Linked DNA regions of Homo sapiens: region 1 is linked to region 2. Evidence: chromatin contacts called from ENCODE Hi-C or POLR2A ChIA-PET data. All regions are on one chromosome and are shown on one strand. Each heading gives the region's core, a stretch centred on a gene start or an enhancer-like site at or near the end of the contact. The rest is flanking DNA. Distances are from core to core; before and after follow the strand shown.

Evidence for each region. A loop is a pair of places that touch in the nucleus more often than their neighbours do. ChIA-PET counts read pairs that join two places held with the same protein, here RNA polymerase II (POLR2A). Pooled maps may share reads with other maps.
Region 1: a loop to region 2 is called in a map of endothelial cell of umbilical vein, with 9 times the contacts of the local background. The contact joins two enhancer-like sites. A Hi-C loop is called at or near these places in 1 of 168 maps with a recorded cell type or tissue (endothelial cell of umbilical vein) and 1 of 50 pooled maps. POLR2A ChIA-PET finds 5 or more read pairs at or near these places in 2 of 52 experiments (Panc1 and activated naive CD4-positive, alpha-beta T cell).

Annotation. Positions count from the first base shown.
Region 1 is chr11:129,638,105-129,640,804 of GRCh38, forward strand. No RefSeq gene overlaps it. Among named protein-coding and RNA genes, the nearest start is that of LINC01395, 22 kb to the left of the region's middle. RefSeq lists an enhancer at 1,076-2,275. Within about 2 kb of position 1,392, at least 4 of the 41 ENCODE cell types and tissues checked have a DNase peak (open chromatin) inside an H3K27ac peak, as active enhancers do; they include Panc1, where a contact is called at or near this core.
Region 2 is chr11:129,142,211-129,144,910 of GRCh38, forward strand. All of the region lies in intron 2 of ARHGAP32 (Rho GTPase activating protein 32), which reads right to left. Among named protein-coding and RNA genes, the nearest start is that of ARHGAP32, 49 kb to the right of the region's middle. RefSeq lists an enhancer at 532-1,731. Within about 2 kb of position 1,286, at least 9 of the 41 ENCODE cell types and tissues checked have a DNase peak (open chromatin) inside an H3K27ac peak, as active enhancers do; they include Panc1, where a contact is called at or near this core.

The sequences.
Region 1 (2,700 bases), core at 142-2,641, 500 kb after region 2:
AGCCACTTTCTCAGGAAGTCTTTTTTCCTCCCCACCCCACACCCTACTTCCTGCCTCTAGGTGTTCCTACAACACGATGTACTTCTCTCATCATGACACGCATCACACTCAATGACAGTTGGCTATTCACTTGTCCATATTCCCAAGTAGAGCATAAGCACCTCAAGAGCAGTTACCCGTTTATCTTGTTCTTGTTGCATCCTCCACCATTTAGCACAGTACTTGGGGTAGAAAGTGCTCAAAAATATTTGTTGCATGAATAAATAAGTGAATCAAACTTCTAATTTCCTGTTTCTAGCTGGGATGTGTTCTTTCATCCTGGCCTTACTTCCTGCTTGCTGTGCTCACTTCATGCTTGGTACTAATCGTGTGATACCGAATCTAGATTCCTAGTTGTTATATATATATCATATATATTTACAGATTAAATATAATATGTACATAATAGATAAATTATAATTACATAAACTTAATATTTAATATATTTAATTGATTGTTCTATAATTGATTGATTATTTGAATGACTTTTATTTATTCATTCTTCCATTTGATCAGCCTTTGACCATCTTATTTTTATAGTAACCATAGCCCACTGGCAGTTTATTTTAATCTATGATTTATGCATTCTACCTTTTCTAATTTTTTATTAATTTTTAAATAATTACTTCTTATATCAGCCACGTTTTTATCAGGAAAATAGAAGCCACTCTGTGTCTTCCAAATATTAATAGTTTTAGACAAGAAAGTGAAGCTTCTGCAACTGTTAGGGAAGCAAAGGTCAAGGAGGCCATTGTTAACACTCTGCTTGGAGCACTGAAGCACACGATTCCCAGGAGCTCACCTGGAAAACTGCAAAACTTGTGAGTCGAGAGATGCTCTAGACATCTATCCCCTCTCGTAGCACAAAAGGCAATTCTCCAAAAGTTCATCTGAAAGCTGCTTTGAACCTTACATCTCTCCATGCGTGTGCCTACAACTGCCACTGGAGAATACTGGCCTTGCCTTCCTCCTTCCTCATACAAGTGCGTCTTCCTGGATGGTCTCTCCTGAACCTCACAGAGAAGAGAATTCTGCAAATTACAACTACAGTCCTGATTTCTCTTCCATGGAGCAGGGAGACATTAGAAGGGGTGGCAGGGATGTTCAGTTGACAACAAATAGCTCCACACACTTGTTCTACGCTCACTGAAAACAGTTATATTAATGACATTGATGACAATAAGCTTAATAAATATTTTGTTTGTCCACTGGGTACCAATGCCCACTTTCCTGTAAAATAACAAAAACTAAATGGTAATGCCCATTCAGTATGGTGCATACAATGAACGTTATGACTGACGCTGAGCTGTCTGCATTACTGTTTTATGACTCTTAAGTGGATAGATGAGTCACATCCTTGTGTCCTACACACAACCCATTAAAAGCAACAGGCCTCTGCAGACCTGGGGAAAAACAAGGCAGTCTTGCACTCTTAGATTTCATTCCTGGCAAAGGTGCTATAAGTCAAAATGATGTAAGCTGAATCAGATTTTCCAGTAGAAACTAAGCCACATTCATTACCAACAGCTTAAAGACCAACCTCTTTATAGAAAATGACCACAGACGTCACAATTAGCTAAATGCAAATGGTATATCTGTAAACAAGTCAATGTAAGCCTTTACAAAACATATAGATACCGAACAGGGCAATACAGAAGTCAACCACCGGATTATAATCGCTATTTAAAATGCTGATATCTTCTAATGATTTTTGTTATATTTACCAAAATGAATAGCATTTGTTCAGGGACTCTTTGGGCACATTCTGAGAGTAATCTTTAAAAAGATCTGTGAGGAAAATTAGGAATGTGCGATATGTTTTGAGAAATAAATCCAGGGATGTGTGCTCCTTAGTGTCCGTCTGCTTATAGTCCCCAAATGTACAAAGCAAAGAATAATTGGCCATTGGGTTTTGCTTTCTGAACTGCTGGCACATAAGTACTAGCTACTTACTACCTTATACCTAAAAATTGCTTTTAAAATGCACAACTTAACCTCCATTTTCACTGAAATTTCTGACATTTTATCCCCTATTACACTATTACAAAGTGTCAGGAGCTCTCAGTTCCTGACCTAGAACAGAAGCCAGGTCCACTAATATATATCAGTGGGTCTGACTCATTAGACTGATTATAAAGGTTGATTTGATTCTGACTCCAGAAATAATTCTTTTGCAGCAGTAGTAGAATTGAATCCTCTAATGGAAAAATGTTACTTTCCAATTAAAAAAAAAAAGACTCCGAAAGAGTGACTATTCAGAATACTTGTAAGTTAAAAGCACTTTCTTTTCCCCCATAAGTGTACTGGAATGTAGAGATCCAAATTCACAGTCTTCTCTGAAAGTCATTATTTTGCTCTAAACCTTTCTGGGATTTCTGTGTGTGAACTGCCTTTTAAATCATCATAATCCAGGTGATGTGATCTATGTCAATCACTTTATGTTCACAAGACAGTTTTCATTTGTCCACGGCCTTTTTTTTCTTCCTCGGTCCCTCTCTTCTCTCCTCCACTTAATCTGCCGGAAATCCAGATCTTCCTTCTCTGTTACCTTCATGCTGGAGCCAGACAGGAGACATTCTTAAGTGCTGGGAGTGGGTACTGGAGCAGGGATAGTGGAGCCCAACCGAGGCTACCTGGGCAGGAAGGAGCACATCATCAGGA
Region 2 (2,700 bases), core at 36-2,535:
TCCGCCCTCCTGTCTTCCACGTGTGCTTCCCATTTGCCAAACCGAGCCAAAAGCCTGCTGGCAAAGGAGCCTGAGAAATGTTATTTGCCAGGATCGGCCTCCTACAGTAGAGAACAGAGCAGACAGAAGGTAGGATGTCCCAACTCCAGATCTATGACATTAATTACTGAACAGTACAGACATAATTACATATACAGTACAGGTTCATTTACATAAAACGCTCTCATACTTTGACAAGGCACCGTAGTCAAATAACATACATATGTATATTTATATACATGAGATCAACTGAATAAACAAGGTTTCAATACTAAATTTGTACTGTCATGAAAGGCAAACTACTAATCAAAATGAGTAGTTAATAATTAAGAACAATAAAACATCTGAAATTGCCATGGAAAATCAGAAATAATATCACCCAATACACATTCATAAAGGACATCAAAATGCAATCAGTGTTAAGTATATGCTGCTATCAAAGTGGACCAGGATTGCTCTTTTTCTTAAAGGAAAAAAAAAAACCACTAAAATATGCATGGGGAAAGTATAATAAGACTTGATCAAAGTGTTCTTTCTGTATAAGGCTAACAAAAAGCATCTGAAAATAATTCTGAGGAAAAAGTGACTTTTTGCCACTTTTCACTTTTTTTAACAGATTCAAATTTTATTTATTGTATTATCTTTATCATTTGTAGTCAGAATTTGACAGAGGTCACAGAAGCTTTAGATTAATGTTATAAATATTTCTTGAAATGGTGACAAAAATATCATTTCTGCTTAAAATATAGTGATGAAGGGGAAAAAAATTTGGCCTCTTAAATAGAAAAAAAAATAGCAGCTGTCTATATGCTGGTAAAACTGCATATATATATATATATAATCAACTGAATAAACGAGATTTTGATACAAAATTTGTGCTGTCAAGAAAGGCAAACAGGACTGCCAGTTTCCTGCAGTTTAACCATAAGAAACACACATAATGAATTTCTGAAATGACATGTTTTAGAAGATTTTACCATTGGTCTAAGTATTGTCCCCTTTCTTAAAAAGAACAGAGACAATGTAGGGGAAATCCAATAAGTAGTCCTCCTTTATCTGTTATTTCACTTTTCACAGTTTCAGTTACCCATGGTCAACCTCGGTCAAAAAATACTAAATGGAAAATTCCTGAAAAAAACAATGTATAAGTTTTAAACTGCATGCAGTTCTGAGTAATGTGATGAAATCTCACACAGTCCCGCACCGCCCCACTCCGTCCCGCCTGGAACATGAATCATTCCTTTGTCCAGTGCATCTACACTGTGGACTACCCGCCGGTGACTCACTTGGGAGTCATCTCAGTGACCAGACCAACTCTCATGGTATTGCAGTGCTTGTATTCAACTCACGCTTCTTTGACTTAATAATAGCCCCAAAGCACAAGAGGAGTGATGCTGCCAACATGGATATGACAAAGAGGAGCTGGAAAGTGCTTCTGTAAGTGAAAAGGTGAAGTTCTCAACTTAATAAGGAAAGAAAAGAAATCATACACTGAGGCTGCTGAGATCTACAGGAAGAATGAACCTTCTATCCATGAAACTGTGAACAGTATATCATTATAACTGTTCTGTTTTATATTAGTTATTGTAAATCTCTTACTGTGCCTAATTTATAAATTAAAGTTTATCAAGTACATATGTACTAGAAAAACCACAGTATATATAGTGTTCATTACTATCTGCAGTTTCAGGCATCCACTGGGGGTCTTGGAACATATTCCCCTTGGATGGAAGGAAACTATTGTACCATCAGAAAGATAGATTTATTAAAACTGTGTTATATTATTTTGAACAACAATGTTACTAAAGTGATTCTTAAAAAATAAGTATGTCACAAGGAATTCAAATAACTGAGTTACATGTGTGAATATCCGCAAAAGAATTTTGATATAACAAAATAGACTTAATGCTAAAAACAAACTACAATTTTCTTTACTTATTCAAAATTGTTGCAGGTCCTTAGAAAAATCATCACTGTACAGTACTAAGGAAAAAAATAATTAGGCTTTTACATGTTTATATATTGTGAGTTCAGGTATGAGTCTCCACAGAATATGGCAATAATTATTTAAAATACACAGACACTTTCTAAATCGAATCTGTGAATGCTGTTTAGTGGTTTCTCTCAAAATTCTTTTCAGCGTTATGCACCTCCATCAGACTTGATAACAGCCTAGCAATTTTACTAAAAAAACACTTCACATATAAGAAAACTCAAGAGCTCTGAACTAAAAATAGTGCTAAATGGGGAATATTTCCTAATGTCTTAATATCTGGGCACCACAGACCAGGCTCAGGAACACATCCTCCCATGTGTTATCTAGCACCACCAATGTGGAAGTGCCAAAAACCAGAAACAGGAATCAAAGAAGGTGACAGGTAAATTTCAGTAGCTGGTAATTCACAAACACAGAAATAGCCATCAAATAAGCCCCAAGGGTAAATTGTATCACTATTCTTATTCAATTCTCTATTTTGAGTGGGAACAACAGGATGAGAAGACTGAAGGAAAAAACATGATTTCTGAAAGTGATTATAAAACTAGCTCTTCTGCAGCAAGGGTGTTGCCTTAAACTTCACTTCTAGAAAATATCTCCTCAGAGAGCCAATTAACCACAGGGAAAAATTATTCGGAGGCGATATTTAAAATAATTTGGAAAAA